Linked DNA regions of Homo sapiens: all the other regions are linked to region 4. Evidence: chromatin loops called from intact Hi-C (ENCODE). Cell type or tissue: endothelial cell of umbilical vein. All regions are shown on one strand.

The links. A loop is a pair of places that touch in the nucleus more often than their neighbours do. Peaks named below come from ENCODE experiments on the same cell type or tissue, not always from the same donor. Only the 100,000 strongest peaks of a DNase experiment are listed, where the experiment ranks them.
Region 1: it touches region 4 in a loop (6-fold over the local background); 18 of 110 quality-filtered maps call a loop at or near these places.
Region 2: it touches region 4 in a loop (11-fold over the local background); 4 of 110 quality-filtered maps call a loop at or near these places.
Region 3: it touches region 4 in a loop (9-fold over the local background); 21 of 110 quality-filtered maps call a loop at or near these places.
Region 5: it touches region 4 in a loop (5-fold over the local background); 22 of 110 quality-filtered maps call a loop at or near these places.
Region 6: it touches region 4 in a loop (2.4-fold over the local background); 23 of 110 quality-filtered maps call a loop at or near these places.

The regions. Positions count from the first base shown.
Region 1 is chr13:112,872,066-112,877,065 of GRCh38, forward strand. It overlaps ATP11A (ATPase phospholipid transporting 11A), which reads left to right. Exons shown (of 30, transcript NM_015205.3): 27 at 1,508-1,611; 28 at 3,711-3,876. Among named protein-coding and RNA genes, the nearest start is that of MCF2L-AS1, 94 kb to the right of the region's middle. RefSeq lists enhancers at 265-1,464, 604-1,105, 1,106-1,605, 1,227-1,276 and a silencer at 3,167-3,356. In endothelial cell of umbilical vein, CTCF peaks have their summits at 2,626 (motif pointing left) and 2,826; a DNase peak (open chromatin) is centred at 2,606.
Region 2 is chr13:112,330,039-112,335,038 of GRCh38, forward strand. It overlaps LINC01044 (long intergenic non-protein coding RNA 1044), which reads right to left and starts at 1,187. Exons shown (of 3, transcript NR_126345.1): 1 at 1,021-1,187. LOC124903250 (a long non-coding RNA gene) reads right to left here and starts at 3,573. Exons shown (of 2, transcript XR_007063944.1): 1 at 3,223-3,573; 2 at 2,042-2,681. In endothelial cell of umbilical vein, no CTCF peak of the experiment used is centred here; no DNase peak of the experiment used is centred here.
Region 3 is chr13:112,442,212-112,447,211 of GRCh38, forward strand. All of the region lies in intron 2 of LOC105370372 (a long non-coding RNA gene), which reads right to left. Among named protein-coding and RNA genes, the nearest start is that of SPACA7, 68 kb to the left of the region's middle. In endothelial cell of umbilical vein, a CTCF peak has its summit at 1,955; a DNase peak (open chromatin) is centred at 1,920.
Region 4 is chr13:112,603,843-112,608,842 of GRCh38, forward strand. It overlaps a transcript of TUBGCP3 not described here. Among named protein-coding and RNA genes, the nearest start is that of TUBGCP3, 18 kb to the left of the region's middle. RefSeq lists silencers at 2,533-2,582, 2,613-2,842. In endothelial cell of umbilical vein, a CTCF peak has its summit at 2,740 (motif pointing left); a DNase peak (open chromatin) is centred at 2,669; H3K4me3 peaks cover 463 bases; H3K27ac peaks cover 359 bases; H3K27me3 peaks cover 437 bases.
Region 5 is chr13:112,507,747-112,512,746 of GRCh38, forward strand. The region is part of intron 17 of TUBGCP3 (tubulin gamma complex component 3); the gene reads right to left. Among named protein-coding and RNA genes, the nearest start is that of TUBGCP3, 78 kb to the right of the region's middle. RefSeq lists an enhancer at 1-792. In endothelial cell of umbilical vein, a CTCF peak has its summit at 2,437; a DNase peak (open chromatin) is centred at 2,455.
Region 6 is chr13:112,525,115-112,530,114 of GRCh38, forward strand. It overlaps TUBGCP3 (tubulin gamma complex component 3), which reads right to left. Exons shown (of 22, transcript NM_006322.6): 12 at 2,260-2,370; 13 at 1,828-1,936. Among named protein-coding and RNA genes, the nearest start is that of TUBGCP3, 61 kb to the right of the region's middle. In endothelial cell of umbilical vein, no CTCF peak of the experiment used is centred here; no DNase peak of the experiment used is centred here.

The sequences.
Region 1 (5,000 bases), 270 kb after region 4:
TTTGTGAAAGAATTCAGGCTAGAATTGTTTTCAGTGGCAAGTAGCCCTCCCCCCAGCGCCATCAAAATACACTTTAATTGAAACAAATTAATGTATTTTGAAAAATTTCACTCTTTAAAGTTCAGTGAAATTATATACAGAATATATCATTATGAAATCTCAAAACCTATCAGACTGAGTCTTAAAAAGTGATACCAAAACATTCCTAAGGTGATTTTCTTAGATAGTGATGTAAACAACACCTGACTCTAAAGTAACTTTCTGGCCAGGCATAGTGGCTCACACCTGTAGTTCCAACACTTTGGGAGGCCAAGGTGGATGGATCACCTGAGGTCAGCAGTTCGAGACCAGCCTGGCCAACATGGCAAAACCCCATCTTTACTAAAAACACAAAAAGTAGCCGGGCATGGTGGCACGCGCCTGTAATCCCAGCTACTTGGGAGGCTGAGGCACGAGAATCGCTTGAACCCGGGAGGTGGAGGTTGCAGTGAGCCAAGATCGCACCACTGCACTCCAGCCTGGGCGACAGAGCGAGACTGTCTCAAAAAAATTTTAAGAAGTAACTTTCTTCAGTAGAGACATAAAGAACACCTTAATCTGAATGACTTTCTTCGGTGACGATATAAACAACACCTTGGTCTGTGGCCCGCATGCTGCCATCTGGGAAATACATCCATGGCTCCCTTACCTAGGACCCAGGGCTGTGGCGTCCCCACATTCTTCCTCTCCACTCACACTGTGAGGTGTGGCTTTGTCTTCCTGAGCAGTGTGAGGTGTGGCTTTGTCTTCCTGAGCAGTGTGAGCTGTGGCTTTGTCTCCCGAACGGTGTGAGGTGTGGCTTTGTCTTCCTGAGCGGTGTGAGGTGTGGCTTTGTCTTCCTGAGCGGTGTGAGGTGTGGCTTTGTCTTCCTGAGCGGTGTGAGGTGTGGCTTTGTCTTCCTGAGCGGTGTGAGGTGTGGCTTTGTCTTCTGGAGCGGTGTGAGGTGTGGCTTTGTCTTCCTGAGTGGTGTGAGGTGTGGCTTTGTCTCCTTAATGGTGTGAGGTGTGGCTTTGTCTTCCTGAACGGTGTGAGGTGTGGCTTTGTCTTCCTGAGTGGTGTGAGGTGTGGCTTTGTCTTCCTGAGCGGTGTGAGGTGTGGCTTTGTCTTCCTGAGTGGTGTGAGGTGTGGCTTTGTCTCCTTAATGGTGTGAGGTGTGGCTTTGTCTTCCTGAGCGGTGTGAGGTGTGGCTTTGTCTTCCTGAACAGTGTGAGGTGTGGCTTTGTCTTCCTGAGCGGTGTGAGGTGTGGCTTTGTCTTCCTGAGCGGTGTGAGGTGTGGCTTTGTCTTCCTGAGCGGTGTGAGGTGTGGCTTTGTCTTCCTGAGCCGTGTTTTGCAGGCATTGAGTCGTCATTGCTGGGTCTTGCGTTTGGTTTAGTTTCTCGTCACCCCCCGGCTCTCTGTCCTGCCCATCACGATCATTCTCACTGCTCAGATGACACCGTTAACTGCCCTTTTTTTTTTCCTTTTAGCTTGCATTGGACACACACTACTGGACTTGGATCAACCATTTTGTCATCTGGGGGTCGCTGCTGTTCTACGTTGTCTTTTCGCTTCTCTGGGGAGGAGTGATCTGGTAAATATCTGATAAGTAGCTGATAATCTGATAAATATCATGTGGTTGTTATTTTTTTATCAAGGGTTGAAGACACATTTTCCGTGCGGCCCTGTTGGTTGGGGCAAGTGTTTGTTGAATGGCTGCTGTGTGCTGGGTGTCGTGGGGTCCTGGGATACAGTCGGGGGCAAGACACCGGGGGGTTCCTGCTCCGGTGACTTGCATCTTCCGGGGGAGAAAGACGCTAACTGATAACAGCTTGTGACGAGTTATACGGAGGAACAGACCAGGATTCCGCACCAGGGGACCCATGTCAGATTGAAAGGCCAGAGGTGACTTTTCAGAAACAGTCATTTGAAACCTGGAAGAAGAGCGCCATCATCACAGCAAGTCCCAGCTGGTAACCGCCTCCCACAACGAGGCACTGGCCAGGCATTCGACAGGTCCTGTCTCACTCCATCCTCACGCCCCGCAGCAAGATGGGGCCCAGGCATGGTGGGGCTGGACCTTGCCCGCAGCAGCCTGACTCATCGGGGAGCCTCTGGTTTGGGGGAGAGCAGCAGGCACGCAGGCCCGGGCGGGAGGAGGTCCTCCGTGAGTGGGAGCCGTGGCCAGCGGAGAGGGGCCCGGACCAGGCTGCAGAGCAGGCATGGTGGCCTCCTGGACCGCCGGCCGTGAGGATCCTGGCTCGAGGCTGTCGTGGTCAGTCGAGGCAGAGCACAGCAGAGTTGAGTGGCTCTTTTAAAAACCCCACGGTGGCTGCGTGTTGAGCTGGTGAGAGCGACATAGGCAGGGTGGTCAGTCTAGAGACTGTCGCTGTAAGCCAGGAAACGACGCTGAGTGGTATGGGCCCAGGGCCAGGTCCCAGTCTCAGCCCCAGCGCAGCAGCCTCTGCCACAGCCCTCTGCAGACCTGGGGTCAGTAGCCGGCCTAGGGAAAGCCAGCAACCCACTCAGGATCCCTCAGGGCCCCTGACCTGGGCGGGACTCTCAGCCCAGGAAGAGTCCCTCCGGATTCTCTCGTTCAGCCAGCGGCCCCTGGTGGCCCCAAGTTGCATTACACAGTCTCAGAGATGACAGCCCAGCTTGGAGGGTGTCAGGCACCCTGTCAGCCCCAGAGAAACCTGCTTAGCTCTAGAGAGCCCAGCCCGGCTCTGGAGAGCCCGGCCATTCTAACAGCCCTGAAGGCGATGGCTCTGTAAGAGGAAGATTCCATCCCAAACCTCTCTGACCAGCTCCTGGGCTTTGTAGCCAAGGAGCCACAGCCCGTCAGCCTTGGTAGAACCACAGCCTCTCACATTGTTTCCTAAAACATTGACCCCACGTCTTTGATGTGCTGGGAGCTCACCATGTCACCACCGCTTGGTGATGAGACCCCATCCTCCTGCCCGCCACCAGCACCACGTGGGTGCCCCCAGCCCCATCCCAGGTCTGCCAGCAGCTGCGTGTCCCTCCCGTTACCCACCATGCCCTGCTTCCGTTTCCCTCCTGTTGTCCACACACCAGTTTCACTGTGCTTCCTGGAGCTGGGGCCCTATCTCTGTGTCTCTGCCACCATCCGTAGTGCCTGGGATGTGAAAGGCGATCAGGAAACGTTACCGGAAGGCACGTATAGACGTGGACCTGTGGGCTCGGGCTGGCTGCGGGTCACTGGTCCCTGCATCCTTGCCAGCCTCCCTCATGGAGGCTGACGCAGACGTCTTTGAATCATCCTCTTTCTGGGGAGAGAAGTCATTGCTTGCTCTGTACTGACGACCAGTGCTCGGGACGTCCTTCCCATCCGAGACTTCAAGATAGAAAAACATCCCTATTTCAATCCCTTTGTGTTTTGTTTTTTGTTTTTTTTTTTTTTGCTTCTGTGAAACTGAACTTCAGAGACTTCTATGTCCCATTTGAGATGACTTCATAGAATTCCTTCTCCCGTTCCTCTTACCCCAGCATTACCGGGAGGTTCAGTGTTCATTTTTTATATGATAAATTCAGAGCAGGCTCCGTGGCTTGCCAAGCAACTCTCACTGACAAAAGTGTAAACTCCCTGAACAGACGGCCTCTCCAGTGAGTAGAGAGGCCAGCCCCAGGGAGTACATGCCTCACCAGCGGCTTCTCTTCCCTGCCCCTCAGGCCGTTCCTCAACTACCAGAGGATGTACTACGTGTTCATCCAGATGCTGTCCAGCGGGCCCGCCTGGCTGGCCATCGTGCTGCTGGTGACCATCAGCCTCCTTCCCGACGTCCTCAAGAAAGTCCTGTGCCGGCAGCTGTGGCCAACAGCAACAGAGAGAGTCCAGGTACGGAGTGTCCCCAGCCGGGGCGGGGGTGCCTCAGGGCCCTGGCCTTAGGATTGGGAGATGACCGTTTTGAAAGACAGTGTGAAAGGTTTGGATTTCATGAAACGTGATCAGTTCAGGTATCACTAATGAGTGTCCTGACGGTGCATGATGTTAAACATCAGGTACATTTGCGATGACCGATGTCTAATTTTATGTTTCAACCTAAACAGTCATCTGAAATGAGACACAAATAAGAGAAAAAAGACTGATGCAAAAGGCAAATTATTTCATGTAAATGGAAACCTTTTTTAAAATTAATCATTACTTTAAAAGGTTGAATTACATAATTTTTAAGGATGGTAAATCTGGCTGGAAACGGTAGCATCTGTATCAGGAAATGCTGGTATTGGTGGAGCTGCTTATTTTACACACTCCCAAGTTTTAGGCACAAGCAGAATTCTGGGTCCAGGGAAGACGTGACGATGCCGAGTGTCCCCCCAGGTGCAGGGTTTGGCAGGTGTGAGGACTTAGCTCCCGGTCCCCCATCCTTTTCAGCAGCTGGCCTCTGCCTTCAAGCTCAACCCTAAATCAGAGGCAGTGACCACGACCCACCTCTGCTGCTTTACTGGGAAGCCTGCCTGTCCTCAGAGGGCCGCTGCACCTGTCACGGTCCCTCAGGACTCTATTAACAATGCAAGTTTTCAAGTTTCATCCCCGAAATTTCCAATCACTCCTTGAGGTGGAGCCCTGGACTGGGCAGTGCTGAAGCCCAATGGGGAAATGAGGGGTGGGGGCCCCTGGCAGTGGCTGCTCCTGCAGGGTGTGAGGCTCCCCAGGTGGGAGGAAGACGGGGAGTGAGTGGGGGCCGGGGCCCCAGCCCTGACTCACTCACGTAGCTCAGACACCCGGGGGCTGGCTCCCAGCGGTGCTGCTGTGCTGGGAGGGAAGACAGGTTGCCCTCCCTTGGGGGGCACAGCCTCACCCACCACCCACCTCCAACAATCAGAATGGGACCCTGGCTTGAGAGCTTTCTTGGGACATTGGTGCCGATTTGAAATGTTGAAACCGATGCCACCAGTTCCCGGCACTCCCTCCTTCATGCCTCCTGCCACAGTTTGTAAAATCAGAGCGAGCAAAACTCG
Region 2 (5,000 bases), 270 kb before region 4:
CCTCAGCCTCCCAAAGTGCTGAGATTATAGACATGAGCCACTGCACCGGGCCAAAACATGCTTTTTAAATCACAAAGGAAAGCCGTCAGGGATGCATGTTACATGCCCCATGTTTGCATACTTACCGGAGCAGCCCCTGACAGCGCATCCTGCGGCCCTCTTCAGTCTCACCCATGGCCGAGGACCTCACCCTCTGCCTGCCGCCCCCGGGACGTAGCCTCCCACCACCCGCTCACCCTCAGTCACACTCGGCTCCATGTGAGTGACGCCTCTTGGCTGGAAGCTTCCTGGGGTCACTGTCCACATGCCACGAGGCCCCATCCCCCCACCCCACCCTCCACATGCCACGAGGCCCCATCCCCCCACCCCACCCCACGGGGCCACCCTCTTCGAAGCTCCTTCAAACACACGCCCGCGCCCCCATCTGCTCTTTCTGGAAACGCACAGAACCCTCTGCGGGAACTCAGAATGGAGCACTCGGTTCTCCCGTCATGAACGAATTGTTCCTATTGGCGCTCAGAGCGAGTGTCTGTGTTGTGGGCAAAGAGCATTAGAAATGTGTCATGGAAAGAAGAGACTTCTAATTAAAGCCTCTAACAACAGGGCCAAGAAACCGAAGGTCACGGGCGAGGCGCTCACAGCCCCGCCTTCTGCATCTCTAGACGGAGTCTGCCGAGCCAGGCGCAGCCCTGGGACCTCAGGGACCGAGGTCGAGGCTCCGTCGCGGCCTCTGCTCCCACTCTGAACTCGCCGCCTGTGGGTGCCTCCTCTTCTCCCCATGCCCCTCCTCCGACCCCGGGCCCGTGTTCCTGGCGGCTTGCGCCCCACCTGCCGCGTGTGTGAGCTCGTCCCTGTCGCCACGCTCGAGGTGGCGGTGTGGCTGCGTCGGTTCTCGCCGCCTTTGAGCCGGCCCGGGCTGCGCGCAGCCTCCCGCGTGCCTGGAGAGGCGAGTGCTGCGGGCACCACCCCTGCGCCCCGAGACCCCGGGAAACTCCTGCCGCGCCCTCTTCTTGCACTTACTCGGAGCCTGTGAGGTGTGTTCGCGGGCTTTCTGGTGTCTGTGAAAGGAACCGGGGGGACATCGATCCGTTTCAAACACACGCCTGTGTCCGTGAGGAGTCCGAGAGGCAGAGCTGGAGCGTCGCCCGGAAGCTGCCCTCTGTGGCCATGAGCGGGTGTCCAGCCCCTTCCAAGGCTGCACCGGGGAGACGCTGGTTTTCTGCTCGCTGTGACCGAACAAAGCCCCTAAGAGTCAGTGCGCGGAACAGAAGAGCCGGACCCCGACGGGCCGAGTCCCAACGTGAGGCACCCGGCAGAGAAAACACGTTCACGGCCCCAGCCTTCCGCAGCCACAGAAGAACACGCACGGGGCCACGCGGCGTTCACAAGGGATTCATGGCTGTGTTTGAAGTTTTTTTTTTTTTTTTCTTTTTTTTTCCAGTGAGACAAGTTTTACTGAAAACTTTTCCTATCTGGCTCATCAGATCTCAGGCCGTCTCTGGTGGTTTTAGCTCCTTTAATTTAATTAACTTTAAAAGAGCTGGAGAGTATTAGTAAAATATACTCCCTGGTCACAACTCCACGAATGTTAACAACCTGTCCAATTACAGGGAAGGGGGTCCCGACCCCTCGCACCTGCTAATTAAAATTGCTAATCACCAGCAATTATCTGGCCGAGCTTTAGAAACCATTTGACCCTTCGCCCACCAAGGGAGCGATGTTTGCGGCCCCTCCCCGGAGCCGAGCCAAGCTGTCCCCAGCGCCTGCCTATTAAGTGCCACTAATAGGAAATCAACAAAAGCGCCGTGACATCTGTGTAGACGTCCCAGGCCCCAGGTCTGAGTGCACAGGTGCTGGCCATGAGGCTGCCAAAGAAAGTGCCAAGAGCAGGAAATTCACCAACAATGAGGCGGACTGTGCTCGCGGCGGAATCGGCAGCCCCATCACCCGCAGCCGCGCCTTGGCCTCCGGATAATTAGGTCCCCAAACCAGGCAGCCCTTTGTCCTGAGCGGCTGGCTGGCCAAAAGCATTGGACAGGGATTTTAAAAATCTCTTCTTTTTAATGACTCTTCTCCCTGCTCAAGCATAAATGAAAGATGTTATTTTTTTAAAAAGTCCTCTGAGAGGATCTCAAATGTGTAGCCCTTATGTTGTAGGGAGAGTGGGGTTTCCTACTCTTACTGCTGGCGTGCAGAAGTGTCCTTTCATTGCTGGCTTGAAGCGGGCTCACAGAAGAGACGGTGATTGTGATCTGCTACTAGGAAAAAGTTCTGGGATAGTTCGGGCTCCCAAAAGGCAGCTTCCTGGGAAGCTCGTAGGTTTTAGCACCCCAATCCATAGGTTTCTGCAGTGCCTGCTTCTTCCCCGCAATATGATCTTTTAAAAACACCCCTCGGCCCATTCAGCAGATTCACAGACACATCACACTTTCTTTCTTGCCGTTTGAGGATGAGATGGTCTAAGTTTAGAAATTCATCCTAGGAGTGGTTTCAACAGCTCTGGATATAAAAACAGCGCAAGAAGGAAATGTAAATGTAGCTGAGTGGGACGCGTGTGATTTCAGACCCAATTACCGGCAGACTGCAAAGGAGACAGATGCAGATGGCTCCAGATGCGGGGAAGTGCGCTCCGGTCGAGGGCCGTGATTGGGGATGATCATCGCCTACAGCGGCCTTTGGTCCTTTATGAAAAAATAAAGTGAATAAAATAGTTTTACCCCATGGGTTTCAATTCCCTGCTCACCCTCTCTTGGCCTCCCCCTCCATCTCCCTGCAGCCTGGGTGAGACCTTCAGTCCGCAGGCGGGCATTGAGGCCTCGGCACAGTCTGGCCTTATTTCTACAAGGGGAGAAGGAGCCTGACACGGTCAGAGTTTTGCCAAAGCCACGGCCATTGCCAAAGTCCACTCTCCACGTGTGTCTTGGCTGGAGTGGCTGGTTTCTGGAATTCAACATGTAAAGGCACCAATGATCCCTCTGGAAACCCAGAAAAAGGCAAGTTGGAGGCTACTGCCGCGTTCCACCTGGCGTCTGTCCCCACGCCACAGCTGGGCACCTCCACCCTCCCCCCACACAGAGAGGGGACTGCCGGACACAGGCTCCAGAGAACAGGGCTGCCAAGACCTACGGAGGCCTCCCCATCCCTGTACTGGGGAACTGAGATGAAAGCCACCCCCGCATTTGTCCAGAATGAGTGGAGACTGGACTTCAGAGCTGGACCCACCTGTGGGGCTGAGCAGGGGTCGGTAGGCATTTGTTGAAGGTGTTCCTGCCCCTCCCAGCCCCTGCCTGGCTTCCGCACTAGCCCCGGCACCTGGGATCCTGCATTTTCTTCCTAATCCTTTATCCAAGGCCGAGCTTGATAGTTCTGCCTATTCTCCTTCCCCACGTTTTCCTCCCCTCTACCTAACAGGTTTCTGGGCTTCTGACCCATACCCCTGACCTCACCACAACCTTTGTTTTCAGTGTGGTAAATACATAAACCAGGACCATAATTGTTGATGATCATTCTCAAGTACTATGTACTGTACACAGCTGTCTGTGCTAGACTCTTACATGCCGGCCACGCAGCAGGTTTGTTCACACCAGCATTACTGCACCCACGTGAGTGATGCACTGTGTGACCCCAGGATGGCTGTGATGTGACAAAGCCCAGCACACACAATTAGCTATAGCAGTCATATTTGATAATGGTAACAAACGATCATGTCACAGGTTGGTGTATTTATTATGCTGTACTTCTCATCATTATTTTGGAGTACTGCTCTTTCTATATATGTGTAAGTCAACTGCAGAACAGCCTCAGACAGGTCCTTCAGGAGGTGTCCAGAAGAAGGCATTGTCATAGATGACGGCTCCGTGTGTGTCACTGCCCCTGAAGACCTTCCAGTGGGACAACATGTGGGGGCGGAAGACAGTGATGTCGACGGTCCTGACCCCAGGACCCGGCCGAGGCTAATGTGTGTGTTTGTATTTTTGTTTTTAACAAAAAAAAAATTTTTTAAGTAAAAAATTAAAAATAGAAGAAAAGCATATAGAATAAAGATACAAAGAAAATATTTTTGTACAGCTGTACAATGTGTGTTTTAAGCTGAGTGTTATTATAAGAGTCAAAAAATTAAAAGTTTATAAAAGTAAAAAAAGTCATAGTAAGCTAAGGTTAACGTATGATTTAAAGAAGAAAACTATTTTTGGTCAGTGTAGTGCACCGAAGGGTACAGCGTTTGTGAGTCACCCGTAGAGCGCAGTCATGTCCGAGGCCTTCACAGCCAGTCCCCACCCACTCCCTGACTCACCCAGAGCAACTTCCAGTCCCGCAGCTCCATTCGTGGGAGGTGCCCTGTGTAGGTGTGCCCGTTTTTATCTTTTGTACTGTATTTTCACTGTATTTTTTCTATGTTTAGATATATTTAGACACATAAGGGCTTACCATTGTGTTGGAGTTGCCTACAGTGTTCAGTAGAGTCACACACTGTGCAGGTTTGTAGCCTAGGAGTCAGAGGCTGCACCATAGAGCTGAGGTGTGCAGCAGGTGCTACCATCTAGGTTTGAGTCAGCACGCTCTACATCAGGGGTGTTCAATCTCTTGGCTTCCTTGGGCCACATTGCAAGAATTGTCTTGGGTCACATGTAAAATTCACCAACACTAATGATAGCTGATGAGCTAAAAAAAAAAAATCTCATACTGTTTTAAGAAAGTTTACGAATTTGTGTTGGGCCACATTCAAAGCCATCCTGGGCCACATGCGGCCCATGGGCCATGGGTTGGACAAGCTTGCTCCAGATGTCCACACAGTGATGAAATTGCCTAACAACACATTTCTCAGAAATCGCCCCGCGGTTAAGCAACGCATGGCTATATCTTTGGATTCCCATGTCATAACTAACCTTAAATAAACTGCCTAATTGGTGTATCATCAAAGAAGATCCACATGTAACTGAAAAGGCCATTAAAAGACTCCTCTTACCAACTGTGTATCTGAGAGAATGGAATTATCTTCA
Region 3 (5,000 bases), 160 kb before region 4:
CCATCAAGGGCGGGATGAAAAGCATTTGAGGCTTCACAGGCTCTCTGGTCCCTGTGGCAACTCAACCTCCGGATTATAGCACAAAAGCACTAGAGGCCGGGTGCGGTGGTTCACCTGAGGCCAGGAGTTCAAGACCAGCCTGGCCAACATGGTGAAACCCTGTCTCTATTAAAAATATTTTTTAAAAAAAAATTAGCCAGGCGTGGTGGCGGGAACCTGTAATCCCAGCTACTCGGGAGGCTGAGGCAGGAGAACCACTGGAGCCTGGGAGGCCGAGGTTGCAATGAGCTGAGATCACGCCACTGCACTCCAGCCTGGGTGACAGAGGAAGACTCTATCTCAAAAAAAAAAAAAAAAAGCCAGCAGAGGGGATCCATGAACCACGGGCTTGGCTGTGTCCCAGGAAGCTTTATTTACAAACCTAGGTGGGAGCTGCACCCACGGGAGCTTTCTCAGCAGGAGGAGAAGCCCGCCCTGCAGTCCCTCCCTGCACGGGGACCACGGTGGGCTCCTGAGCACTTCCAGTAGGTGCGACTGCAGAACTGAACTCTTCATTTTATCTGGATGAGTTTAAATGTAAACGATCTGTGTGACTGGTGACTCCCACGCTGCCCCGCGCAGCTCTGGGAGCACAAACCTCAGGACGGGTCTCTGCAGGCCCCACCTCTCCCATGAGCCCCACCTCCACGTGTGCCCGGGGCGGGTCTCCCAGCAGCACCACCTCCTCCACCCCCGAAGCTGCTTCTTAGACCAAAGGCTTGCTCCTTGCAAAAGACTGAACAGCTGCATCGTTTCCTAGGTAAGAGGCTGCATACGAAGCTTTAGAAGGCTAAACGTGGCTGGCCCGGGAAACACTGTGTTAAAAAGATGGGACTTTTTAAGAGGCCACATAGACTTGAAAAATATTTGTAATAAAATGTTTTCCAGCTAAAGATCCCACACGATGTTTTTCAACCCAGAAAGCACTCTTACTCCTTGATCCTGAATCACTGATAGAAGAGCTTTGTAAAAGGTGATTCCGACGGCCCTACCAAGCAGATGGCCGGCAGACAGCCCCGAAACACCAGGAATCCGTCCCCGGGGCTGGGTGGAGCAGGCAGGGCTGGCCGGGAGTGAGCAACCAGGTGCTGCCAATTTCACCCTGGCCACCCCTGTCCCAGGCAACGCAGGCTCCAGGAAGGGAGTTCCAGGGTTCAAGTCTCAAAGTCAGGGGCAAGATCTTTCAGCTCGTGGGGTGGTGGTGAGGGCTGACTTAGACGTCGAAAACAGTAGGTCTGAGGAAGTGAAGGAGGTAGTTAATAATAAGAACAACGGACCCCTCCGCCACTTCTGGGGGCTGACCCAGAGCCACACGTCTCATCCACCCGAAGGCGACGGCACCAGGCAGTGAGGACACACGACCGCCACCCTGTGGTCATCACGCACCCTCCAGCCCCAAGGGCAGCCCCACGCCTGCAGTGGTGAGGGGCTCCAGGAGACAGAAGCTGTGGGACCACCCACACACGCACACACACATCACACAGAGGGGGAGATTTTCAGGAACTGGTCGGGAACCTGAGAGAGTCGACACTGCCGTTCAAGTGCAGAGCTCTCTGCAGGCAGGATTCCCTCTTCTGTGGGGACCCCAGTCTTTTTCTTAAGACGTTCCGCAGAGTGGATGAGGCCCACCCACACCACAGCCAGACGACTTTTCTCAAAGTCCCCTGAATTAACATTAATTTCATAGAAAAAGTTGTTCACAGCCGCGTCCCAGGGGCGTCTGTCCAGATATCTGGGTGCCATGGCCCAGCCAGGTTGACATGAGGATTGACCATCACCTCACCCTCCCATCCTCACCCCGCTAAACACAGGGGGATTGGCGGAGAAGCCAGGATCTGTCAGTGGACAGAGCCCAGGCTGAGCCCAGAAGCTGCAGCGCCTGGGCCGGGACCTCAAGCCCTGTCCTGCACTGCCTCTCTATGGCGGGTCCGGGAATAGCAGCCTCCTTCGTCCGGGAAGTTCAGGCTCAGCTGTGCACACCTGACAGGAGGCCGCAGGGTGGCCGAGAGCCCATCCCAGACCCATGACCCCACAGCAAAGCCCTTCATGCTGCCTTGCCCCACACAGGCCCCCGTGACCTTTCCTCCCCGGCAGATGGGGCCACAGAGGAGACCCCGAAAAGATAGCCCCCCAACAGTCCCCCATTACCAAGGCCCTGTGGCTGCACCAGAGGCCATGAGAGTGGGGGCGGTGGGCAGAGCAGACTGTGAAAGGGCTTGGGAGACATGGGGCTTGGGGGTTTTGGGTGGGGGTAAAGACTGGGGTTTGGGGTCAAGCGGGGGTCTGGGACCGTGCCTCACCACGGGATCTGTGTACACAGCGATGCACCCAGCGTACGCGGGCCCTTCCCTCTGAGCCCTCGGCCCCTCATCTGCAGGATGGGTGAGCCCTGGAGAAGCGGGCAGAAGCAGAGGAGGCAGCGAACGCAGAGCATGTGGCCTGTGACTGAGCCTAGAAAGTCCGCTCGGCAACAGAGGCTGCAATCCAGAAAGCCCCCTCGGTGACAGAGGCTACAATCTAGAAAGCTCGCTCAGCGACAGAGGCTACCACCTAGAAAGCCTGCTCGGCGACAGACACTACAATCTAGACAGCCCATTTGGCGACAGTGGCTACAACCCAGACAGCCCGCTCAGCAACAGTGTCTATGATCTAGAAAGCTCCCTCGGCAACAGCAGCTGTCATCTAGAAAGCCCGCTCAGCGACAGAGGCCACAATCTAGAAAGCCTCCTCAGCGACAGCGGCTGCGACCCAGAAAGCCCTCTCAGTGACAGTGGCTATGATCGCTCGCAACTCTGGCCCCTGGCTCTGTTGGTCAAGCCTGCCACAGCCCGGAAGCCTCTGCAGCCTCCCTGTTGCTGCTGAAAAGGACGCTGGTTGGAGAAGGACCCAAGGAAGCACCGACAGATTGGGACCGGCTCGGGGCTGACTAGCCGGGAGGCTGAGAGGCTGGTGCCCAGGCTGCCCCTTGACCCTGCTGCACCAGCGCCGCCTCTGCGTTTGGTCCTGTCTCAAAGACCGAGGGGAACAACAGAGCAGGGTGGGGGTGAGGAGACTGAGGTGAACAGAGCAGGATGGGGGTGCGGAGACTGAGGTGAACGGGTGAGGAGGACTGAGGTGAACCCACCCTTGCTGGCCATTTCCGTTTCCCCACGAGGCAACATTACTTTTCAATACTGGGTAAAGGCTGTGCGACCACAGAACCACAGATGTCAGACCCCTCCCACTCTGACCAGAAAGCCCCCTTCGAGGAGCCTGAGGCTGCCCTGCCTGCGTCCGCTTCACTCGTGTCCACACTCACAGCTTCCACCCCTTGCACCCCCCATGGAGGGGGCGGCAGGCGGCCGCTCAAGGTCCGCTCCCCGTGCCCTGCCCGCCACGCCCGCCCTCCCTCCCCGGGCTCTCCCCGCCCTGGTCCCGCACAAGCTGAGCCCCTCTGCCTTCACCCTCAGGGAAGCGGGCTCCCTGTTAGGGACTTGGAGCAAGGTCGGCCCCTACTTTCCCGCTGCCCCTCAAGATTTCACAGTGAGAAGCTGGGCTGGGGACCCGCAGGTGTTCACAGAGGCTCACTGTCACTGTCTCAACGCTGGGGTCTGTTCTGTTTAGACTCACCTCGATCCTGTACCTGGACACAGTAGGGTTCATGGTCTTTTGCTGAACTAAGCTGAGCTGGATTCCAGCCCTCCAAGGAGCCTGTGATGGGAGGGGCTGGTCTCTCCCTTGGCGAGGAGTAGGGAGGAGCCAATGGGCACAGAATGGAGACACACCCCACTCAGGTCCAGTGGTCAGAGGTGGGGCAGGGGGCCCAGTGGTCAGAGTGACGAAGGTGCTGTGTCCTGGGGAGGCTCAGCCCCTGCCAGCATCCCACCCCCTCCAGGCAGCAGCTTCCCGGCGTTCCTGGATCCCCTCTTGCCTTTAACTCCCACCTGCACGATCCAGTTCTCCCACACTCCATGCGTGTTCCTACTGAACGCCGACGGGGACAATTGCAGAAAGCCCAGGAGCCTTTAGGTTGGGTTTGCCTGCTCTTTTCTGACACCCAAGGGCTACAATAACATTTGCTTTTGAGGGAAGCTGCCATTTTTAATCAGCTGAACAGTGACCCAGCACAACAGGCTGAGTACTGCAAAGAAAAGTTTAACAGAATAAATGTGGGGACAGGCACAGAGTCCGACAAGAGTGGCCACCATGCAGGAGGCAGGTGTGTCTGGGGCAGATGGGGGAGGCTCCGCAGCGAGCCCAGGAAGCCCAGTCCTCAGCGGTGGATGGGGCTTCCGTGGCCAATACAACCCGTGTGGCTGGATTACAAAGAAGGGTGTCTAGAAGCCGCACTGCCTCTCCCAGGCACCTCTGAGCTGGTCCCAGGAGGGGCTGCTGTGAGTTAAGGAGAACAGCAGTCAGCTGGGACTGAGAGTTACGTCCAACGAGAAACGGGGGAGTCCAGGGTGTTTCTCATGTACTGAGACAGCAAAGGACCCACAGGGTGTGTGTGCACAAGCAACTGCAGCTGCCACGAGGGCCAGGCTTGTTCTGCTGGTCCAAGGAATCCAGTGGCCACAGGAAGACATTTCAGCCCCATGCAGTGCCCAGCACAGGGAGCACCGCCTCTGCAGGGGCCGGGCTCAAGGCCACACCCAAGGCCCATGTCCAGCACTCCCCAATGACCAGCACTCCCCGGACACCCCCAAGGCCCATGGCCAGCACTCCCCAGCCACCCTGCCTCCCCTCCCCGCAGACACACAGCCCCTGGGACCCTACTCCAGCACTCCCCAGCCACCCTGCCTTCCCTCCCCGCAGACACACTGGGCCCCCACTCCAGCCAGTAACTCCACCACAGCCTCCAGGGGCAGGTCAGTCCCGTCTGCCGCCTCCACCCATCCAAACCGCCCTGGTGACCGCGCAGCAGTCTCCATGCCGCAAACCCAGACACGGGCTGCGTTGTTTCCCAAAGTCCAGGGTGGTCG
Region 4 (5,000 bases):
GGAGGAAGGGAGAAGAGGGCAGAGGGAGGATGGAGGGAGAGAGGCTGTTCTGCTCTCTTGATTGATATCGATAATTGCTTTCTGCTTTCTTCATCCCAAATTGGTGCTCTTAACTCTCCTATTCTAGAAGCAAGAGCTAGAACAGAGACTGCAACACTGTCCACTTCCTCTGTTCAAATTTAGTCCTCCCTGGGATCCTATAGCAGTTTTCCAGTCAAAAAATGTGTTAATGGTGAACTCATAGAATCACTATTTCCAGTGAGAAAACAATCCAGTCAAATTCAAATGCTTTGCTCTCATTTGACCTACCAGTCTCTTATTAGGTTTCATTCCAGATCTTTAGAGTCTTGTATTATGGCTTTTTGTTTTCAATTCATGCATTCTTTTTATATTTCCAAGGTTTTCTTTGGGTATCTTTTAGTTTGAGAAACTATCTTCAAATATTCACCAACACACTTGTTTGTTTTGTTGTTGAGACAGGGTCTCACTCTGTCATCCAGGCTGGAGTGCAGTGGTGTCATCACGGCTCACTGCAGCATTGACCTCCCAGACTCGAGTAATCCTCCCACCTCAGCCTCCTGAGTAGCTGGGACTACAGGCATATGCCACCATACCCAGCTCATGTTTTAATTTTTTGTAGAGATGAGGTCTTGACATGTTGCCTAGACTGGTCTCGAACTCCTGGGCTCAAGCAACCCACCCACCTCAGACTCCCAAAGTGCTGTAATTACAGAAGTGAGCTACCATGCCTGGCCCAAATTTATTTTTATTTCATTGGCAAAAATAAGTTTTTTCCTGCTCCTAAGATAATAAATGTGCATTGAAAAATTTGGAAACCACAAAAAATACCCAAAGGATAAAAGTCAGGAGACAGCCCTGGTAATGGGTTAGTGCTGTCCACCCAGTCTCTCTCCACCGCGTGTGTGCATACACTTGTGATTGCACTACACATGATATTTTATAACCTCCCTTTTCACTCAATATCATATCTCATATTTTTCTATGTCATCAAAAAGGCTAACCCTTGGCTATTGAGGGCCTCCTAATACCCCATCACATGGATGTGCTGCTCTTTATGGGATTAATTTCCCTCTTCAAACATGACATCTGGCTTGTCTTTACATTTTTAAATTCTTCGCTATTACATATAAGAAAGTAAAAGCCATTCTAAAAGCAGCTTGGGGCCGGGCACGGTGGCTTATGCCTGTAATCCCAGCACTTTGGAAGGCCGAGGCGGGCAGATCACTTAAGGTCAGGAGTTTGAGACCAGCCTAGCCAACATGGTGAAACCCCGTTTCTACTAAAAATACAAAAAAATTAGCCGGGCCTGGTGGCAGGCACCTGTAATCCCAGCTACTCGGGAGGCTGAGGCAGGAGAATCACTTGAACCCGGGAGGCGGAGGCTGCAGTGAGCCAAGATCGCACCACTGCACTCCAGCCTGGGTGACAGAGCGAGACTGTCTTAAATGATAATGATAATAATAATAATAATAATAACAACAGCTTGGGACCCAAACCATTGGCTGAAGCCCATCTGTAAAGTCATGAATTTGGAGTAGACAATCACACAGGCTCTTTATCCCAACCTTTCCATGGAGCTCAGGCTGTCAGCCACCTCTTCAGAAGTCGGAATGCCTGGAGAGCCCTTAGTCCACGTGTCAGCTGCGCCTCCGTCTTCTGCCTCCACTTTGTCCTCCACCATTTGACCAGGCAGTGCTGGGAAGCAAGGAGGGGACCAGGCTGGAGCCTTAAGTCCTGGCGCAGCTGTCGACCGTCAGTGCGGCCACTGCAAAGCGATGTAAATGTCCCAGAGTGGGGCAGCTGGTCGGTAAGACGATGTCACAGACGCCTGGGAAGAGGAATGCACTGGATAAAACGCTGCGTCACTGAACTCTTATTCACAGCCCTGAGCATCCGCCTTTGATTATATTCATAGCCTTGAGGAAGAGCTAGAGATGAGGCATCTTTCCTCACGGAACAGCCGACACAGATATTACAGCCTGGCTTTGGGCTTCAGGAGACGGGCTCAGAGACATCAAGTGCTCTGCCCAAGATCACACAGCAGTGAGTGGCTGAGCAGAGGCCAGACCCCTCCCGCAGCCACTTTGTAATGGCGGCTACAATCACCGAGACGGGCTGAATTTCAAAGCCTCTATTTAAACAATGATGAGCTACAAAATGCATTCTTACTTCTTAGGTTAACACTTTACTCATAAATTAGGAGATTAAAAAGTCGATATAAAATGTATAAAAAATCTTCACCAGATGACTTCCACCGTGTCAGGAAGCTGCTATTTCTGTTACGTTTTACTGTTCTCTTCCCCAAATCCCTGGCGTGTTGCCTGGAAATTCGCGATTTTCTGTAACTCTTCTTCTAGCTCCGAGGATTTCGTTTGAAATTCCTGCCGCAGTCGGAAACATTTTGGAAGACCGCATTTGAGCATTTGATGCAGAAAAAACACACTCCCGGTTACCAGCAAGATCGCTGTGGGGAATGAGGCACTCGAGAAAATCTACATTTGGCTCTGAATTTTCTCAACTTCTTTCCTTCCTCTAGGGAAACAGAAGCGCGGAAAGGCGCCCTCTCCTTCCCTCAGTCTGAGGCTCTTGCCCGCCAGGCCCTTCCCGACTCCGCCCAGGCCACGGGCTGCCCCACCCACACCGGCCGCCTGAGGGGAAGCGGCGGCACCGCCCGCGCGGGTCCGGCCCTGAGGCGGCCTGGTGCTGCCCCCTGCCGTCCAGCGGGAATCGCAACCGATTTCAGAGACGAAATCTAAGAGTAACTGTCAGATGATTAGGAGGGTTCTCCCAGTTCTACAAATGAGTCTATTTGATCGTGGTCCACAATCTTTGCCTGACTGAAAAAGGCGGTTTTCAGAATGCGGAGGAGCTCGTTCCACCCTGCACGAGCAAGAGAACGTTGGAGGCTGCAAGGTGCCCTGCAAAGCCCTTCAGAAAGTCCTGGTGAAATCCCAGTGCCAGAGACGACTCCGAGCGAGATACTGCTTTGGACTTCCGTGTTCCAATCCTCAAAGTAGATTTCACTTGCAGGATTTTGAGAGGTTTAAAAAATACCTGGCAGGCATGTAAAAATGGCAGCAGTAAAAGAGGGTATGGAATTTTTATTTGTAGATTTCAATATATGAACTTTTTCAAGATTACATGAATAAGATCAATAGAGAGATTCACTTTAGCATACTGAGTCTGTTTTTAAATGAACCTTAATTTAGCATTATACATATGTCAGGATTGCATTATTTTATATATTAAAACTAATCCAAGATTAATGGGAAAATAGAGAATCTAAATTTATCCAATTATTTCAATAGTAGTACTTAATAAAGCTCCGGCTGTAGAGATTTATTGATTCGGCAAACAGAGATGGTCTCATCTCCACAGCACAAGAAACCCTGTGCATCACAAATGAGTTTCACGGGTTTAAAGTAAAATTTCTAGTAGCTGTTTTTTAAAAGTGTAAAATTAATTAATTAAGATTGTTTTATCTTGTATCTTACTTTGCAACCAGTAACATTGTGGCTTCAGAGCCACAAGTCCTAAATTTGAATCCAAGGCTGGCCTCTAGGCAAACACCTCTCAGATGCTAGATGGTGCCTTTGAAATAAGCACGTGTTATATAACCCAGTGTGCACAGAGGCCTCATGCCCACAAACTGTTGCTACCTGGGAATGTCAGATAGTCCTGCCTGCCACTGTCACCCCTGAACTGTATGACTTGTTTCTTCTCCTATGGCCTTGACTCTTGGTTCTTGACTCTGGTATTCACTTGGCCCTGGTGTCATCCATACTAACATGTTGTATATAAGATGCATGTGTACAGTGAGTTTTTATTTTTCTAATTACAAAATGAATAGATGTTCATTAAAAAATTACACCTTGCTGAAATCTGAACTAGACCAGATTAGCCTTGCAAGGCTCTGAAAACCAAATTGTTACTGGAATTACAGTTCACAAAAATAGGCCAGGTCCTATACACTGAACCTAAACAAAGCTACTGTCTGTTAAAAATCAGAAACTTAAATAGGATCAAGAATCTTGGCATAATATTAAAAGTGTGCAGGATACAAGCAAATATTGCTTGTCACAACAAGAAGCAGGAGAAACACAACTTGAATAAGAAAAGACAATCAGCTGACACCACAGTAAAGTAAATCAGAAGGTGGAGTTATAAGATGCTCAAAGCAGCCACAACAATGCTTCAACAAACAATTATGAACTCAGTTGAAATAAATGAACAAATAGGAAACTTAGCAAAAACGAGAAATTATTTTAAAAGGACCAAGTAGAAATTATAGAACTGAAAAGTAAAATAACAGAAATGAAAACATGCTAAATGAGCTTAATAGCAGAATGGAGACGAAAGAGGTTAGAACCAGTGAACATGAAGACTGAGCAATAACATTTACACTCTGAACAACAGAAAGAAGATGGACTAAAAAAAATGAACAGAGCCTCAGGGTCTATGGGGCAGTAAGAAAAGATCTAACATTCACAGCATTAGAGTCCCATAGGAAAGGAGAGTGTGGGGCTGAAAAGAAATTATATCTGAAAACTTTCCAGATTTGGCAAAAGACATAAATCTACAGATTCAGGAAACTGAGAGAATGCCAGTTAGGATAAACCCCCACAAATTCACACCAAGTCACATCAGAATAAAACCTTTTCAAAGACAAAGAAGCAAGCTTAGAAATCTGAAACCATGGAGTCCAGGAGGAAAGGAGCTGAAAGAAAAAGACTGTCGGCTGCAAATCCGAGACCTGGCAAAATGAGTCTTCAGGAGTAAAAGGGAAATAAAGACATTCTCAGACAAAGGAAAACTAACAGAAATGGGCTGAAAGAAACCTGCTGAACAGAAAGAAAATGTTAAAAGAAGACCAAAAATTGATTGGGCACAGTGGCTCACACCTGTAATCCCAGCACTTCGGGAGGCTGAGGCAGGTGGACACCTGAGATCAGGAGTTTGAGACCAGCCTGGCCAACATG
Region 5 (5,000 bases), 96 kb before region 4:
TTTTGCTAACGTCTTCTACTTTTCACTGTTGCGCTATTTATGAAACCAGGAATTTTTTTCTCCGGCTTCAAATCAGTCTGAAAGTAGATACACAGTGATTAGTGATTAAATCACTAATTCTATTTCAGAATCTCTTGATTTTCTTGAGTGTACAATTTCTCTGATTAATGTTCTAGATTCTTTAATGTCACACTGGGAAATAAAAATGCTACTGAATGGCCACAAAACAAAACAAACCCATCTACCAAACAACACTGTCATGCAATGCTCAGTGTCAGCCTAAACTCCTGACATCCCACTCCAGCCCATCCCAGTGCTGCCTGGGGCCTTCCCCTTCTCTCCCTCACTCCCAGCCTCAGCATCCCGCAGCCCTGGCCCCACCAGGTTTGCATTGCTTCGCTGTCATGGCTTTGGCTCTGCCTGTATCCCTCGTGCCCCCTAGTCACTCCAAGCCCGCCTCTCCCTCCTAGCACACACTTAAAAGGCCAACCCGTATCCCCTCACTCTGAATCCATCTATTCCTCCTCTGTGATTTTCAGCCTCCCCCTCCTTCTCCATATCGGCATCTCAAACAGCCTTCCAACAAACAAAGCGTCTAACTTCGTTAGAAGTTTTGACTTTGATTTTGCCCAACTCTTCTGTAGTATATCTTTAAATTTTCAGATGCCATATGGCAGCCCAGAAGGGGCCTGTTAGTTGAAAAGGTATCGTGCACCACGACAGACAGGTCTACAGCCCCCACCCCAACCCCATCTTCCTCCTAGCCACGGCACCCTGTGAGACTGCAGTTCCCACGCACTGATGTCCCTTCCACATTCCACTCCACAACTTCAAGTATCATCCAGGCTGATGACATCTAAAATCTTTACCTCTAGTCTAGATCTATCTTAAGTTTAAGATCAGTCTGATTAATGGCCTCACAAGGTATCCTAAAAAATACTCAAATTAGCGTATTTGAATGGAATCACTATCCCCCCCAAAGAAGCTCTTCCTCCAGTGCTCCCTGGGTGGTAAAAGATGCCACCACCCACCAGGTCCTCAAGTCAGAGACCCAGGTGCCACTGAGACTCCAACCACCTCCTGGCCTCCGTACACGCATCACCTGGTCCTGCTGGCGCCACAGCCCAAGCCTCCCTCAAATCCATTCCCTTCCCTCCAGCCCCGCGGCTGCTGTAACCATAAAGGCCAACGTCACCGCACACGGATTATTACAACTGGCTGCCCTGCTAATCACCACGGTCGCGCCCCAGGTTCATTATTCTCAACTACCTGAATCCAGACCTTCAGGACGTGCTCGTGGCTGGGCTCTCCAGCCCCATGTTGCAGCACAGTCCCCCTCCACAGCTTAGCTGAACATGCTGCTCTCCTCCCCACTGACCCGAACAGCTCATCCTCACCTGTCAGGGGCCAGCCTGGACACCATCACCTCTGGAGCCTTCTGGAATCACCCACGTCTGTCAGATGCCTCATTTAAACATTCCCATGCCACTTGGATTTTCCCGTATCGATTGACTGTAAGATCCTGTGTAAACATCTGTTCTGCCCTAATAGGCCATGAGCTGCTTGGCCACAGGGAGCTGGTTTGTCACCTTGTCACTGGGAGCCAGCAACAGGGAGCACTAAGTGGGCCCTCAATGATGATTTCCTGAAAGAATGCGTGATGTTGACACTGGACGTCAGAGCAGGCAGTCTGCATTCCTCCAGATCTTGAGTACTCAAACTCACACCTTTCAAAAGGTTTCTATAAGCAAGGTCAATTTAGCAACAATGTGAATATAGGTGTTCTTTCCTTTTACAGTCTTAAAGTACTACCAGCGAATACAGTTTTCCTTCTAGAAAAATCATCTTTTATTGTGTCTACAATGAGTACGGAGGACAGTATCTTCAATGGTCTTCTTTTGAGACAAAGCCCCTTGACAGTGAGAGACATATGGTTGCTGCTGAGGACGCTGCTACTGAAAAGAAACCTCGTAAAACCATCCACATGACAGAAGTCTGAAATCCCTACAATATCACAATTATTTTTCTTTCCCAAATGAGAAATTAAACACTACAGGCAATAGTATTTCTGAACTTCTAACTACTCTAAGGCTGTAATGACTATGAACTCAATTCACAAGGCACAATTAGTCCTTTAGTTCCTAAAAAATTCCATTTACACCTGCCAACATGCCTAGGATCTCTTTACCCAGCACTCTGAAAATATATTTTAGGCACATGTTTTAAATGTGTTTTTATGGCTGACCCACAAGTAACTATATAATTATAAGAATCCCAAAAGCAAAGCAACATTGGCAATAAGGTCCAATGAATACAGGATGCACATCTCCTGCAGGGCCGACGCCACACTGGACGGCCGATACACAAAACTGGGCAGCCACTATCTCCTCCCGCTTGGGCAGCAGCTAAGTGCCAGGCTCTTCTGTAATTCTCCACTGACCCCTAAAGGCTGTCGAAAGAACTTCAAGTTTGACTCAAACACCGGCTCTTAAGGACTTGTTCAGGCACCTTCCGCCAGAACCCCCTCACATGCGGAGATGCCCCTATAGATAGCATCGAGTACTGCTAAACATGATATTTGTTTTTTTTAGAAAAGACCTTAAAACAATTTGTTCACAATTTCAAAATCACCTCCTCAACCCGTATTTATGTATTTAAAAGTGACCTTACTGTATTTAAAAGTGACCTTATCAAAGTACCCATCTGATCTATTTTTCTCAAGACTAAGGATCCAGATGACATTTGTTAAGACCTAGGATTGTTTTCAAAGTCTCTAACCACCTTTGAGGATCTCATCCTTACATCATCGGCATTCCTGCTCTCCCAGGCAAGTAATCACGGCAACAGTGAACTTGGGGGCACTCACCACAGGCAGGTGCTGTTCCAAGTACTTTCACTCAGACTTAATCCTGCAACACTAGGAAGTAAGTGCCGTCGCCACCTCATCCCCCAGATGAGGAAACTGAGGCAGAAGATCAAGAAATCAGCTGAGGCCACACAGCCTCAGAGACAGGTGATGGGGTGGGGACTCCCCCAGGCAATGTAGCTCTAGCACCAACGGCTCAGCTTAAAGTTTCCATCAATTGGAGCCAGGCACCTCCAATCTGTATTTGTATGTTTCACTAAGGATCCAAAAGACTTTTGTTAAGGATCTTTTGGCTCCTTAGTGAAACATATGAATGATGAGTGAAACATACAATGAAAACAGCAAGCACACCTCCTGCAGGGCCAAGGCCACACTGGACAGTTGATACACATTAAGGATACAAAACACAGGATACAAAAACACAGATAGATACACAAAGAAATTTTTAAAGAGAAAAACTTCAACTCATCCTTTATCATTCACTGAGTCTAAGACACTGTCATTTGTAAGATGAATCGTTATTATATGAATCATCAAGAAAGTAAAACAGTTGCCAGTCACACTGACAGACACCCTGACCACAGTCCTGTGCGGGAAACACCCTCTGAACCCACCGCTCAGATGGGCCCCTCACAGGGCACTGCTGGCCCGCGGGCACCTGCCTTTCCTGGTAAGATAAAATCTGCGGTGCTGCTTTACATGGAAAAGTGGCATTTTGGTTCTTCTCTCAATAATAATTATGTGCTTCATGGATTTCAAATTTATGCTCCACTGCTATTTCTACACCTTTCTGCAAACACAGCAACTTTTCATTTCAAAATAGAGCCAGGGTGGATCCAGGGTGTAATCTTTTTGAAGGCAATGAACCGCAGCTGGGCCGGTACTAAAGGCTGTGCTGCCGGAGCACAGAGCCCAGCTCCAGGATCCAAGAGGAGCTGGGGCCAGGTTTACGCAGCTGCAGGCCACAGGAGCCTGCAGCTCCACAGACTTTAAGACACATTGAGAACATGAAAGCAATGTGTATCTTAGAAGTGATACAATATGGTTAAAAGGAAAACCAAAAAAAAAATGTAGTATGAGCTATTAAACCTTCATTTACCTTATTATTCGATATATTGGGCCAAAACCAAATTTGGGCCAATCCAACCTTTTCAGATTCTGGGTCTCAGGCTGCTCTCCACTATACACTAGGGAGGTTTGACTGTGGTATCTCCGAAGTGCCTTCTACTTGAAAGCTTTCTAATTATAAGGGACCTGCTGGTTCAGATGTGGCCCCACCAAGCTATTTCCACAGCCAGACACTGCTCTCCAATACCTACACAAGGAAGCACTTACTCAGACACTCGTTCTCTCGAAAGCACATTTCATTCAGTGGGATTAGAAAAGATAAAGGAAAACCTGTAACTTATTATCATTACATTTTAGACAAGAAATAATTGAGTGTCTAGTGTACAAGCTCTAATTTTAAAATGTAGTATTATTTACATCTCATTTTAAGCTAGTGGAGTTCCATCATCTTAAACAGTGGCTGAGCACAGTAGCTCACGCCCATAACCCCAATACTTTGGGAGGCCAAGGCGGGCAGATCACTTGAGGCCAGGAGTTCGAGGCCAGTCTGGCCAACATAGTGAAAACCCCATCTCTGCTACAAATATTAACACAAAAAATTAGCTGGGCATGGTGTACATGCCTGTAATCCCAGCTACTCAGGAGGCTGAGGAATGAGAATCGCTTGATCCTGGGAGGCGGAGGTTGCAGTGAGCTGAGATCACACCACTGTACTCCAGCCTGGGCGACAGAGCAAGACTCTGTCTCAAAAAAAAAAAAAAAAAAAAAAAGGCCCAGACACAGTGGCTCACGCCTGTAATCCCAGCACTGGGGGAGGCCAAGGTGGGCAGATCACCTTAGGCCAGGAGCTTGAGACCAGCCTGGCCAACATGGTGAAACCCCACCTCTACTAAAACTACAAAAAATTAGCCAGGCGTTGTGGCGGGCACCTGTAATTCCAGCTACTCATGAGGATGAGGCAGGAGAGTAGCTTGAATCTGGGAAGTGGAGGTTGCAGTGAGCCAAAATCGCACCATTGCACTCCAGCCTGGGTGACGGAGTGAGACTCCATCTCAAAAAAAAGGTA
Region 6 (5,000 bases), 79 kb before region 4:
TGAGGTCCTAGTCTGTCTCTCTTTAGTCTGTCACATTATTAAATAATAACTTTTTATTTTCACTACAATCTTTAGATAAGTCTAATTCGTCCTATTTCTCTTCTGCACTTCCATGCACATTATTCCTTTGTCCTGGGCTGCGCAATAACCCACAACCAAATTCTCCTCCTTCTCCATGGCCAGTGCAATTCCTGCCTCTTTCCAAAGCCTTCCTGTTGAGCCTTGCCTGAAAATACCCAAAGCGCTTCACCTGCACATCTCACGTCCCTGATCACTTTCACCTTTATTACTGACTACTGGTTATTTTACTACACATCTCCTCTCCAAGACCAGACTAATAAGCTCATGAAAGGAACAGTCATGGTGAAGTCATTGTCTCTTTCCTGTAGCTACCACAGTGTCCTACGCAAAGTAAATCTTTTGAATGAACCATGACAATATAAATAGCAAATACAGCCAAAACTGGAGAGCTATAAATATAAGTTAGCCATACACAAAACATCATGAAATTACTGAGGGTGGGGCAGGCGGCAAATGGGGAAAAGGAAGAGAACGAGGGAAAGCCTCAGCACTTCCCACAGGCTGAACGCTCATGCGACATTCTGAATGCAATAAACACAATAAGTGCAATAAGTCCTGGCTCTTCTCCAAACAAAGCCTTTGCATCCCAAAGAATAGGCTACCATTAGCAATATTTTTTCTGTTATTTCTTATTTTGGCACACTGCCACTTTATCATTTTAAAACAGCTATACCTATTCCAACACTTACTGTATAACTGTATAAAAAGGAAATTAAAAATTTACACAGTACTATATATATACATACATAATACTATGTATTAAGGTGTATCAGAGAGTAATTCTAATAATCTATAAATCCTATGGTACAAAAAATACTTTTAAGTAATCTGTAATATCAGCACATCATCATCACCTCCACTATCATCACCGCTATCACCATCATCATATCATTACTATCACCATCCATCACAATTATCATTGTCATTACTATCATCACATCACCATCATCATTACCACCATCATCACCATCACTATCATCACCACCATCACTGCCACCACCACGCCATCATCACCACCATCATCACCACCCATCCCCATCATTATCACTATCATTACACCATCACCATCATCACCACCATCATCACCATCAACATCATCAACACCATCACTGCCACCACCATGCCATCATCATCGCTGTCATCACCACCCATCCCCATCATCACTATCATCACACCATCACCATCATTACCACCATCATCACCATCAACATCATCACCACCATCACTGCCGCTACCACGCCATCATCACCGTCGCCACCCATCCCCATCATTATCACTATCATCACACCATCACCATCATCACCATCAACATCACCACCATCACTGCCACCACCATGCCATCATCACCACCCATCCCCAACATCATCACATCACCATAATCACACCATCACCACATCATCACCATCATCATCATCACCATCATCACTACCACCAGCACACCATCATCACATCCCCATCATCCATCCCCAACATCATCACATCACCATCATCACACCACCATCATTACCCCCATCATCATCACCATCAACATCATCACCACCATCACTGCCACCACCACGCATTCATCATCGCCATCATCACCACCCATCCCCAACATCATTATCATCACATCACCATCATCCCCATCATCACACCATCACAATCACTACGTCATCAACATCACTGTTACCATGAGTATCACCATCCTCACATCATCATCAACATCACACCATTGCCATCATCACCACCCCACCAGCATCATCATACCGTCCTGGGGTGACTCTGCAGACTTGGTCACAGCTATCATCTTTGTAGTGGGAGTCTGATCATGACAAACTTGGTGCAAGAAATTTATTGATTTTCCTATCAAAAGGACCTAAAAAGAAAAACATTCTATGATTACTTTTATGTAAATTTAAAACGACTGCCCAAATCTACAAATATTCGTAAGCTACAAATTGGCTATTGATTGAAAACTAACAAGAGCATCTGCTACAGTATGGAGCGAATTCTAGTAACTCAAAGATATATTGAACACATACTATACTGATGTATTCAATTAACATGCACTTACTTCATCTCCAGAACGTTAACAATCTCAAAACGCATGAAATTTTAACTGAAAATTGGTTTTGTCACATAATCTAAGTATACATAGCCATAAAACATCAAAATCACAAAAATCTCTTCTAATCCTACCTTCCTAGACTGATCCATCGTCATAAACGAAGGAATCATCGATTTCCTCAAAGTATACTTGTCGTGCCACAGTCGATCTGTTTTAACTGTTGGATCTGATGCTACAAAAAACTGAAAGCAAAGGGGCATGGAAATGTTCAAGAGTGATATTTATGGCAAAATATTAACCAACAGCAACATCAAAGAGTAAGTTATTCTAGAAAGCCAAGTTCTCCAGACACAGGGAGTCTTACCTATTTATACAATAAAACTTGTATGAAACACAGAAATCTCTCTAAATTGAACTATGTATTTCCTAAACTTTTAAAACTAAAGTATAACAAAAACAAGTTATGTCTTCCTTGGAGATTCAGAATGTCCATTAGTGCCTCTGCAGCATAATACTGAGGCTTCCTGGGCCACACGGAGCTCTTCCTCAGTAACGGTGCAGGCTTTTGGGGTTCCCCTCCCTCACAGGCAGCAGCTGTGTGTCTCCTCCCATCAGTCTGCCTGCCCTTGCAGTCTCTCTTTTGCAAAGCCCCAAAGCCTGGAACACAGAGGTGCCCAGGCCGGCGTCCTCTGTTCACAGACAAGTCCCAAGCTCTATGGGCAGACCTTGCTGTACATGTACCCATGTGTACAAGGGGCCAGCACCAGCCAGGTGGCACTGTAGAAGTGACCCCTGTGTGGCTCCCCCAGGAACCATCTGTGCTCAGGAGCTTTCTTCCTCACTGGCATGCAGCTCCCCTGCCCTGACCCTGACGGGCACCTACATCACTGCCGTTAGAAAGGAAACTGAGCAGTAAGGAGAAAATTCAATTGCTGTTGCTTCCAGTTTATTTGCCACTACAACAATGCAGCCATTCTCATTTTTCAATCATACACCCTAATAGAATTGCACTTTTATTTCTATAAACTTGTTTTATAAAAGCACAACTGCTGAATTAAAGTAGCTTTTAGTTTTTATAGACAATGCCAGGTTTCCTTTCCACACAGCTGTGTAGACTGACGCTCCCACGGGCAAGATGTCCTGTTTTTGCATCCTGGCTCATTTTAGATTTTGCCAGTCAGGTGGAATCATGGTTATCCTATATTGCTGTCATTAACCAAAAATGAAGCCGAGCATATTTTCATAGTTCTAATTGCCATTTGCTTTTCTTCTCCTGTGAATGGTCTTTTCATGCCCTTGACCCATCTTGCTATTCATTTTGTTCTCTCATCAATATACAAAAATTCTTTGTACATTAGGAATAGTGACCATTTGTGAATCATTAAATATTAGAGATTTAATTTTTCCAAGTTAATCATTTGCCATTGTTTATAGTATGGTCCATATTTTAGTTCTGATCTATTTTTTTGTTATATGTAGATAAATGTCAGTCTTCCTTTATGGTTTCTGAGTTTCCTGTCTTCCTAAGATCTTCCCATTCCTAGATTATGAAAATATTGTCCATCATGTTCTTTCAGTATTTCTATTGAGTTATTTTTATTACCTAGATCTGTTTTTTTTTCTTTTTGAGACAGGGTCTCACTCTGTGGCCCAGGCTGGAGTACACTGGCATGATCTTGGCTCACTGCAACGTCTGCCTCCCCAGCTCAAGCCATCCTCCCACCTCAGCCTCCCAAGTAACTGGGACCACAGGAGCACACCACCATGCCTGGCTAATTTTTTGCATTTTTGGTAGAGACAGGGTTTCACCATGTTGCCCAGGCTGGTCTCAAACTCCTGAGCTCAAGCGATCTGCCTGCCTCAGCCTCCCAAAGTGCTGGGATTACAGGTAGGAGCCACCATGCCTGGCCTATTACCTAGATCTTTAATTCCTCTGGAACTTGGTATAATCCTGGCACACAGTATGTTATAAGGGGGAAGTCTACGTCTTCTCCTGGATGGCATTTTTTTCTTTACTGGCCGAGCCGGCCCCATTTAATGAATACACCATCCTTTCCTCTGAGCTAAGGATGCCTCATCAGGAATTGTTAATATCACCAGAATTAATTATATCAACAGATTAAAAGAGGAAATCATTTGACTATATCAAAAAATGCTGAGGAAGCATCTGATAATGCCTCTATTTACATTCTCCAATGATGACCAATTCGTTTTTTATGATCATGAGAGCGTGGATTTAAGCGTGTCCAGTGCTTCCTCCATCACAGTTATGCTCTTCCTGGGGCTCCCCATCTCCTATGTGGGGAGGGGGAGCCTCTTCAAGCCGCTCCTGCGTCCTTCACCCTGGACCCCAGTGGTCTGCCCTACTTTTCTGCTATAGATGGTGCTCTAGGCTTAGCTCTGTCTCTCCCAATACCTAGAATCAGCCACTTCTCCAAGGAGCCCTACTTCCTTTGAGGGAGAAATGGTACCGGGACCATGACCTCAGCACTTGGCAGTATTTTCAATTAAAAGCCAGAAGGCCTAAGACTCAGCACTGCCCTGTGATGCATGGCAGCTGAGTTCTCCAGTCAGACTGTAAAACACATTTCAGTCGTATCACACCCAAAGTGCCTTTTTGGTGATCTTTCCATAAATTCCAAATATCTTTAAAAATTACATAGCAATACAAAATTAACGATCTCTTAGCAAAATGTAATGGTCAAAAGTAACCCAAGAAGCAAGAGAGAGAAGACCCTGAAAACGGTATCTTCAGAAGAAACTGGAAATATAAAATGCTACCACTAAGGCACAGGGTTACTAACACTTTTTAAGACATAATTCTCAGGTTGCTTAACGTATTCTAGGCCACAGAAATACACATAGGATGGCC